Regions from separate parts of the Homo sapiens genome. Here region 1 is linked to region 2. The links are chromatin loops, found by intact Hi-C in ENCODE. Cell type or tissue: ascending aorta. All regions are shown on one strand.

Evidence for each region. Hi-C counts contacts between places; a loop is a spot of excess contacts. Peaks named below come from ENCODE experiments on the same cell type or tissue, not always from the same donor. Only the 100,000 strongest peaks of a DNase experiment are listed, where the experiment ranks them.
Region 1: a loop joins it to region 2, with 2.5 times the contacts of the local background. A loop is called at or near these places in 3 of 110 quality-filtered maps.

The regions. Positions count from the first base shown.
Region 1 is chr9:88,194,944-88,199,943 of GRCh38, reverse strand. No RefSeq gene overlaps it. Among named protein-coding and RNA genes, the nearest start is that of SPATA31C2, 59 kb to the right of the region's middle. In ascending aorta, no CTCF peak of the experiment used is centred here; a DNase peak (open chromatin) is centred at 2,760; H3K4me3 peaks cover 829 bases; H3K27ac peaks cover 1,627 bases.
Region 2 is chr9:88,531,276-88,536,275 of GRCh38, reverse strand. It overlaps NXNL2 (nucleoredoxin like 2), which reads right to left and starts at 1,098. Exons shown (of 2, transcript NM_001161625.2): 1 at 540-1,098. The coding sequence starts at 841. It overlaps LOC105376134 (a long non-coding RNA gene), which reads left to right and starts at 1,736. Exons shown (of 2, transcript XR_007061653.1): 1 at 1,736-2,262. RefSeq lists enhancers at 1-477, 478-1,312. In ascending aorta, CTCF peaks have their summits at 1,876 and 2,128; DNase peaks (open chromatin) are centred at 187, 1,305, 2,175 and 3,765; H3K4me3 peaks cover 2,655 bases; H3K27ac peaks cover 2,689 bases.

The DNA.
Region 1 (5,000 bases), 340 kb after region 2:
GAGATGGGGTTTCACCATGTTGGCCAGCCTGGTCTGTCTTGAACTCCTGACCTCAAGTTATCCACCCACCTTGGCCCCGTGAGCCACCACTCCAGGCCAGAGATCTGATTTTTTAAAAATACTCATCTGTTCCCTTGCCATAATGGCATTTAAAAATTTTGAATGTTCTTGTTCCACAAATGTCATTCTCTACGTTATCAATTTGAGGATTCAATATTTTTATCAGGTCACTTTAGAATTCCTACCGTAAGGTTTTGCATGGGGTGTGTGTATGAGTGTGCAATTGTGATCAATGTGAATTACACACCTACAATTGTACGGTCTGTATGCAGCAGACCTGGGTTTACTATTGTCACAATACTAGACATTCTTGTATGTTTTTTGCAGTTCTTACATGTGAGTTTATCTTCTGTGGAAATTTTACCTTGTGGACTCCCTCAGCTGTGGTTGCCTCCCTGAGAAGTAATTTCACATTGACCCATAGGGTACATAGATTCCAACCAGATCACAGGTTAATGACGGGTTCAGGGCTCCTGTGGATGAAGCTGATGCAACCATGTTCATGTGAATGCACCTATTTCCACCCGTGACTGGTGCAGAGGCATTTCAACTCCTAATGAGCCAGCCCTGCACCCAGTTTGGGTCCTGAATACAAGACTCTCCCAGGCTCAACTCTTGTCCCTGTGTGATATTGGGCCCTACCCTTTCTCCTGTTTCAATCTCCAAAGGGGAATTTTTTTAAAGGTGTAGAAAAATAGGGGAAAAATGAACTCATAGATCTCAATCTTGGGTTTGCTAAGAATATTTTCCTAAAAATATGTATATCCTTTTTTAAAAATATTTATACGTTACTAAAGCAAAAAGAAAGTGTTACTTTCCCAGACATGCTAACTTCCCAGCAAATAAAGCTTTGGCAGATTGGCAAGTTTTGCAAATAAACAGGGACCATTCATCATGAAAGATGACAAGCATAGACACTCAAGATACCAGTTTCTAAAACAATGTCTAAACAACGCTTGAGTAAATTACTAACTTTAAAAATATATTTAATTTAAAAATTTCACAATTCGCATGAAGATGGCTTCTTCTTATTAAGAAACGTTAAAATCTTTGTTTTAATTTCTATTGTGAAATTAAATAATTCAAACTTCAAGTTGTTGGAACTTTAAGTTATTCTGAGCCTTGAGACAAATGTGGCTATGCAGCCTGAGTCACGTGCAGCGGCAACTTCCGCCTTTTTTTCCCCCTGTGAATAATTAAGAAGACCAAACAGCACGAGAGAGAAGACCTCCTCAGATCACCATCCCTCCTCATTGAGTAATAAAGTAATCTTCCTTGGCACGTAGCAATCTGTGACCAATCAAATTGCTTTAATGTATGCACTGGTCTCCTATAGAAAATGTTGTAATCCTCTGAAAATGTCTTTGTCTCTGTCTGTAAAAGTGAAACCTTAACTTCTCCACTTGGGAATGCTGACCATATTCATTTGGAGCTGACGCTTCATGAGTGGCTATCCTCAAGCTTTGCACTCGAATAAACTCTATCCTTAGTCATATTTTCTGAATCTCATTATTTAAGGTTGACACTATTTATGAGAAAAAGATGAAACAGAAACAACCGCAGCCAAGGTGAACTGGTCAAAACTGGCTAAGGTCGTAAAATAAAATAGAACTTTTACAACATACAGATGTGAATTAATAAAGTTTAGGCATCTCAGCTGAGAATAGAAGATTTGTATCTGAAGTCTCACAAATCTGGGTTTCATCAACTGCTTCAACTCAGTAAACATTGCCAGGGATTGCTCTAGGCACAATGCTGTGCTTGACAATGGGCATGCAAAGGCGACTAACATGTGCCCTTTGCCTCCCAAACAGCTACTTTTTAACTGATCAACCTCAAAAGTGCTAAACCTGGGATCACCAGACATTCTGCAGTGCAACTGGAACTTTCATGCTAAAAAAATTCAAACCTGCGTCTAAACAAGCCTCTAAATGTAAACATCAGCTTACAGGAAATACAAGAAGCAAAAGAATGTGTTAGTTACACCATAAGAATGCAATTCATCAAGATCCAGACTGTGGAAAATTGAGCAGACCAAACATATGGCCTGAAAGCCAGAAAGAAGAAGGGGAAGTATCACATATTGAAAGAGCTTAAGAGATTTATCAAATGCACGATGTAGACTTTGCATAGAGCCTATTTGAACACACCAACTGCATAAAGTTATTTTTGAGAAAATTTTAAAACAAACTGGGTATTAGATGAAATCAAGAAATATTAATTTGGGAAAGTATGATAATGTGCTGTGATTAGGTTTTTTTTAAGTGCTTATTTTTAGACAGACGTGATACATTTAAGACTGAAAACCTGGAATTTGCCTTAAAATGATCCAGAGAAACATTGAGTGGTGAGGAGAGGAAGGGGTGGAGAGTAGATAAAACAAGATTGGCAAAATGTTTATACTTGAAACTGGGTAATAAATACGTGAAGATTCATTTTATACTTCCTTTATTTTTGTGTATGTTTGAAAATATTTATAACAAAATGTTTGTAGAAGTAACACACAATTGAGTTTGACTCAGCAAAGGAAGGAAAGAAGAAAGGAAGGAAGGAAGGGAGGAAGAGAGGTAGGGAGGGAGGGAGGGAGGAAGGAAGGAAGGAAGGAAGGAAAAAAAAGAAGAGGGGGAGAGAATGTGCCTGTGTGTAGCAGCAGGAAAGCTGCAGTGAGCTTATGAAGATTTGTGGTGACGGCTGGCTGCCTTCCATGAGTGTCTCAGTCTTGGGAAATATCTTAATTCTGCCCGATGTGAGAAGTAATGGAAGGGTAGCAGTATTATAGACATATAATCTTTTTCTCTTCTGCCCACTTTACTTAATCTTCTCATCGATAATTTGGGACTATCTCTCTGCCTTTGGTTGTTTCAAAGTATTTCACTCCAAAATACAGGTCCCTGGTATAATGAGTATTTTAAATTAAAAACCCTTAGAGATCAATAAGCACTGGTTTTCTCCTATCTATACATACAGGTAGGACAGACTCACCAAGGAGAACAATTATTCTTGCTGTCTTCCCTGTTATCTCCTTATCCATTACAGAAAAGAAGATAATAACTTGCTCCAGGGATCATTTAAATTCCAAAGAGAACTATTTACAAGTTAATTTCTGTTTCCCATACAGTCATTCATTCTAGTAATCATTTATTGCCCCTCAATGGAATTCTTCTCTCCACTCCCATAACCTGTTTTACCAGGATCCAAGCTCCCATTCTTTCTGTAACTGACATCAGTGGGCTGCGGGAAGTCCCCAGTTGCTAGTGGGACCTCCACCCCAGTGAGAATAAATTCAAGGCTGAGTCAGAAAATAGTCCAAGTACGGAAATGTATTGCAAAGTGAAAAGTACACACTCAAGAAAGGGGAGTGCAGGTGTACTCAAGAGACAGTCACATGCAAAGGGGTTTGGAGGGGCTGCCTTTGTGGGTTTCTTTAACTAAGGGATGGAATATTCATGAAGATTCCTGGAAAAAGGTGGAGATGTTCTGGAACTCTAGTGCTACTCATTTTCACACCAAATATGGATGTTCCTGGAACTGTCATGGTGCTGGTGGGTGTGTGATTTGTATGCTAATGAGCGTATAATGAGGTTCTAGGTGAAACCTAGGTCAAATCCAGTGCCACATTGAGTCCGGTTAGTCTCACCCAGCTTAGTCCGCACCCTGGCTTTTAGGGTCTTATCAGCCCATAGTTTCTGCAGCTATTTCTACAGTTTCCTTTTGCTAGCCATGTGAAACCACTGCCTGGAATTTTCTATTCTCCTGCAACCACCCTTGTTATTCCTGTCTCCTAACCTCAGAATGGTATATAAGCTTCTGTACCTCACTGGGAAGTTGGGTCTTCATTCAGAAGGCCCCCGATGTATACATGTTAAATGAATTTGTATGGCTTTTCTCCTATTAATCTGCCTTTTGCAAGTTGATTTTTCAGTGAAACTTCAGAGAGGGTCAAAGGGAAAGCCCTGCCTTGGCCCCCACATGTTATTGAGGTATGTTTCTCATGGATAAAAGCAATCTTTAAGTGATTCTTGGAATTTATTACTACCTTACTGGTAACTCCCTTTGCTTCTATAAGAAACAAAGGCAGAAAGTTGTAGTAAATTCCAGGGCTCTCCATAGAATTATTAACCCGTTATAAAAGTAATAAAGTTGCTGAGAAATTGCCTGCTTGTTTTTTAGGTGTCCTTTGGCTTATTTTGTTTATATACATTACCTAACACCCTAAAACTTCAGGGCCAGGATGTGGGCTATCATGGGTTCCAGTGAGGATCGTGAAGGAAACCAAAATATTTCGCTCCAAAGTATCCTTCTTTGACGTATTTTGAGATGGCTGTTCAGAGGGCTTGCAAACAGAAGTAGCCCTGAAAAACTGTCTTTCCTGGGAAACTTTGCATCTGTGCAGAATCTGCACGGTGCAGCCAGGCCTCCTCTGAGGCCCTCTCTTATCCAGATCTAAAAAAGATTAACTGAGAATCCAACATCTTTAAAGGTCTGAAGGAAACTCTTACCATGTATTCTCTCCGAGAGCTGCAACCTGTGAGGTTTCATCATCTACATAACAGGACTCCCCTTTGTGAGACAGGCCTCTTCTCTCCCTCCATAATCTCTTACTGCCATAATTTACGTTGGCCGTGCTCTGAGCCTCCATTCTTTCTGTAACCACAAGATGGTAGAAAAGTGTCAACCATCTGGCGATTTCTTTCAGTTTTTATTTTTATTTTATTTTTTTTGAGATGGAGTTTTGCTCTTGTTGCCCAGGCTGGAGTGCAATAGCGAGATCTTGGCTCACTGCAACCTCCGCCTCCTGGGTTCAAGCAATTCTCCTGCCTCAGCCTCCTGAGTAGCTGGGATTACAGGCACACACCACCACACCCAGCTAATTTTTGTGTTTTCAGTAGAGACGGCATTTCACCATGTTGGCTAGTCTGGTCCGGAACTCCTGACCTCAG
Region 2 (5,000 bases):
CCGTCCCTCCCTCCCAGCAAACCAACCACGGCCTGCACTGTGGGTGCCTGTCACAGAGCTGATGTCCTCGCGGGTCATCCCTCATCCCCGCATCCAGACACCGGGTCATGTCCCTGTGCTTCCTGCCCACTAACTGGGAGGATGACGCAGCGGCGCCGGGAGTCCAGGGCTGATTGGGCCGGCGGTTCCCGGAGCCGAGCCCGCGAACTCACAGCATCACCACCACTGGGAGCTCCTTCGCAATGCAGATTCCCGGAGCTCCAGACCCCAGGCAGAAACGCGCCCGCGTCCATGCTCCACGAGCCCCCTTGGGGTGCCGATGCCCTGGGTTTTCGAATCTGGTCTGCACCCTCCCTGGTCTCCAAGAGAGGTTGAAACTGAGACTGAGTGTGATTTACCGGAGTCCGGACGTGAACCGAGAGACGGGGAGGTGTTGGGGGGGGGCGTCATAAAGAGCTCCCCAGTGCAGAGGGGGAGGCCTGGGGGAACATGGGGGAGACGTGCCGGGCGGCCCCCGCCCCCCCAGGACCCCCACTCACTGCCGGTAGGGGTCGTGGAAGGGCAGCGCCAGCCAGGCGCCATGCAGCTCGCGCATGAAGTCCAGCATCTCCTGGGAGCTGCCGTCGGCTGACACGAAGACCACTTCGAAGGGCGCGGGCCGCCGCGCCTCGGCCACCAGCGCCGTATAGAAGTCGCAGAGCAGCGGCGTGAAGTCGCGGCTCGGCGCGCACCGGGCCGCCGCGAAGTACAGTGCCACCACCTTGTTCTGCAGCGCCGCCTCGGCCTCCACCGTCGCGCCCTTACAGGTCACCAGGTGCCGCTCGCCCAGAATGTCAACCATGGCGCAGACACGCAGCCACCTGAGACCCGAGGACACCTGCAGGAGGATGATCACCTGCGGGGAGGCGGCGGCGAGCGCCGCGGTGCCCCGCCTCTGTCCGCACCACCGGGCGCTGGACCTCTCAAGACCTGCCCCAGATGCGCCCACACCTTGGCCAGGCCTCGCCTGTGGCTGGAGCAATTGTGTTCGCGCCGACAATGAGACACTCAGACACCAGAGACCCCAGATACCTGGGCGACAGCGCGGCACCCGCCTCTGGGAGCGGGGCCAGCCAGGCAACCTCAAGCCCTCAGGTCTCTGCACCCTCCCCCAACTGCGCCCCGCCCACACTCCTGCGCCCTCCCACCACTGCGCCCCGCCCACATTCCCCGCAAGCTCCCCAACTGCGCCCCGCCCACATTCCGCACTCTCCACCCACTGCGCCCCGCCCACATCCCGCACTCTCCACCCACTGCGCCCCGCCCACATCCCCGCCCCCGCCCCCACTGCGCCTCGCCCGCATCCCCACACTGTCCCCCACTGCGCTGGGCCCACATCCCTACACTCTCCACCCACTGCGCCCCGCCCACATCTCCGCACCCTCCCCCACCGCACCCCGCCCACATCCCCGCACTCTCCTCCAACTGCGCCTCGCCCACATTCCACAGTTTCCCCTCACTGCGCCCCGCCCACATCCCCGCACTCTTCTCCAACTGCGCCTCGCCCACATTCCACAGTTTCCCCTCACTGCGCCCCGCGCACACTCCCGCTCCCTCCCCCACTGCGCCCCGCCCACACTCCCGCGCCCTCCCCCTCACTGCGGCCCGCCGACATCCCGCGCCCCCGCCCCCATCCCGACTGCGCCCCGCCCACCTCCCGCGCCCTCTCCCACTGGTTGTCCAGCCCACATCCTGCACTCCCTCCACTGCGCCCCGCTCACACTCCCGCACCCTCCCCACACTGCGCCCTGCCCACACTCCTGCACTCTCTCCCCACTACGCCCCCTACCACATCCCGCGCCCCCGCCCCCATCCCCACTGCGCCCCGCCCACACTCCCGCGCCCTCGCGCCCCTGGGCTCTCCCGTCGTGGGCACTCTCCCCAGCGCTTCTACACTTTCTCCCGACGCAGCGCCCTGCCCTCCGTCCCGCCCCACCTATTGCCTCCTGCGCTTCCCCCACACCGTGCTCTTCCTCCTCCTTCACTTCCTCCCACTCCTCGCGCTCCCCTTCAGCGCCCCACGCAGCCCCTCCCCCAAAACCCCGCGTCGCTCTCCTTCCCTCCTGGCCTCTCTTCCAGTCTCGCGCTCCCTGCCGGGCCCCGCCGCAGGTGTCCCGCAGCCGTCTCCCCAGGGCATTTGAATCTTGCCTTGGAGCTCTTGCCGCGCGGCCCAGCACCCTGGAAGAGGCATCAGGGAGGATGGGACGACGAGGAAGGGGAAGGGTAATTGGGCTTGGAGCGGGCTTGGGCGGGGTGGTAGGGAACCTGAGCTCCGTTGGTTCAGGGTGTTTGCCCCTGACATCCTGTGGCCTGGCTGGGAGGGTTCGTGAAGTTCAGGAAGAAATTGGGAGCAGTCCTTACAGAATGTTTTATTTGAAGAACCAAGAGTATTAATTTTTTGGCGAGCACTGTTGTAGGCCCTGGGAATTCAGCAGTGAGAAAAATAATTTCAACTCCCTGCCAGACCCGGGCTAGAAGGAGGCAAGCGAGCGAGGCACTCGCATAGGGGCAAAATTTAAGGGCGCGACAAAAAAACTCAGTAGTCAAGGTAAATAATGTTTTAATACAATATCTTAAAAAGTCAAAATGAATGCAAAAAAAGTTTATAATGAACAAAATATCAAAAACTTAAAGACAGTGAATGAAACCAAAATATGCCATCCTAAAATATGCCGCTTTGGTATATTGATTATTTTGAGCGAGAGGCACTTGAAAAATAGCAAATGCAGAGAGACGTTCTCCCCTTACCTGTCTAAAGACGGAACCTCCAAAAGAAACTGATTGTCGTAAATTCCCTCCCGGGAGGATGGACTCTTATCACAGCAGAAGTCCACACCACACCTAGACAAACTTTGTCACAAACTCATAAAGACTTATGCATCTTTCCTAAAAATCAGTTACTCTCCCCTAAGTGGCCTACACCAGCTTCCAGTTCCCCAATTTTAGAAGCTCTCAAAGCTCACTGGTTTGGGGGGTTTTCACCTAGTTTCCTGCAATGCCCCCATGCAGGTGATATTAAAGATTAATAAATGTGTATTCCCGTTCCCCCCGTTCATCTGCCCGTTGGCAGTTAATTTCATAGAGCCAGCTATGGAACTGGGGAGGACAGAGAGAAGGTCTTTGCTCTCCTAAGACAAGATGGATCCCCCACTGACTTTGGACTCCCGTCACGTTCACCGACCCCTGAGTCCTGCTCCTGTGCCTGCCTGGAGCTTATGTTCTAACGGGCACAAACAATAAATAAGGAAGATATTTTGCAGGTGCTATGCCAAAAGAAGAGCCATGAGGAGGGGCGCAGGTTTTTGTTTTGTTTTATTTTGGTTTGGTTTGGTTGGTTGGTTGAGATGGAGTCTCGCTCTTGTTGCCCAGGCTGGAGTGCAATGGCGTGATCTCGGCTCACTGCAACCTCCGCCTCCCGGGTTCAAGCAATTCTCCCGCCTCAGCCTCCTGAGTAGCTGGGATTACTGGCGCGTGCCACCACGCCCAGCTAATTTTTGTATTTTTAGTAGAGACGGGGTTTCATCATGTTAGCCAGGCTGGTCTCAAACTCCTGACTTCAGGTGATCTACCCACCTCTGCCTCCCAAAGTGCTGGAATTACAGGCTTGAGCCACCGAGGGGCGCAGTTTTAATCTAGCGGTGAGAGGAGTCAGGGAAGGTGAAATTTGCGCTTCCTGAGGACCCGCCTGCCGGCCCGGGCTCCCCCAGTCTCGCCGTTAAATGAACGGAAATTGGCGGACGCCGTTGCCTGCAGGCACAGCCCGTCGGCTCGGTTGCGTAAATGTACTTAGCAGCCAAAGCTCAGTGGAAACCCTGCGGGAGGATTGATTGGCGCTCTTAGGTGAAGCAGGCTGTCAAGAGCCCCGATTCACTGTCCTCTGGGGAAAATGGATAGACAAATCGGAGGAAAAAATTGAGAGGAACTGTGAGCAGTATAAATCTTGCATGAGGAGGCCCCTGACTTACGTTAAAACTCAGAGGTAAGAGGAATGAAATGCAGCTAAGCTCTCAAAATCATCCAGACTATTTTGTTTTGTCATCTTATCCTTGAACACACAATGAGCCAAAGTAGACAGCATTCCTAATTAGTTGACGGTGCCACCCTCCCGAGAAAATTAACGGTCATTCGCATTAATACTGCCTGCCCTGGGGAACTCACCCAACCTCCATCCAGGAATGGATCGCACTTCCTGCTGCCGATGTCGGGGGCAGGGCGGCTTCCTAGGCATGCAGACCCTCAGAGGCACAGGGCCCTGCACTCACTTGGGGCTCAGTGTTCTGCGGTTGCAGTCTTTGTTGTTTTGTTTTTTGTTTAGAAACTGAATCTCACTCTCTTACCCAGGCTGGAGTGCAGTAGTGGGATCATAGCTCACTGCAGCTTCCAACTCCTGGGCTCCAGGGATCCTCCCGCCTCAGCCTCCTGAGTAGCTAGGACTATAGCCACATGCCACTATGCAAGGCTAATTGTTTTTATTATTATTATTATTATTTTTTAGAGATGGGGTCTCCCTCTGTTGCCCAGCCTGGTGATTTTTTTTTTTTTTTTGGATGGAGTCTCGCTCTGTGGCCCAGGCTGGAGTGCAATGGCGTGATCTCAGCTCACTGCAACCTCCACCTCCCAGGTTCAAGTGATTCTTCTGCCTCAGCCTCCCGTGTAGCTGGGACTACAGGTGCACGCCACCACGCCTGGCTAATTTTTTTATTTTTAGTAGAGACGGGGTTTCACCATATTGACCAAGCTGGTCCCTAACTCCTGACCTCGTGATCCGCCCGCCTCAGCCTCCCAAAGTGCTGGGATTACAGGCGTGAGCCACCGCACCCAGCCAAAATTCTTAATTTATCTTTGAATTTGTGTGGTATATGAGAGGTCTTGGACAGTGGCACATATGTGAGTGTTTGGACCCTAGCTCATGTGTGCTCCCACCTGCCACTGCCTCCCTACCTCCCCAAGACAGGTTCTTC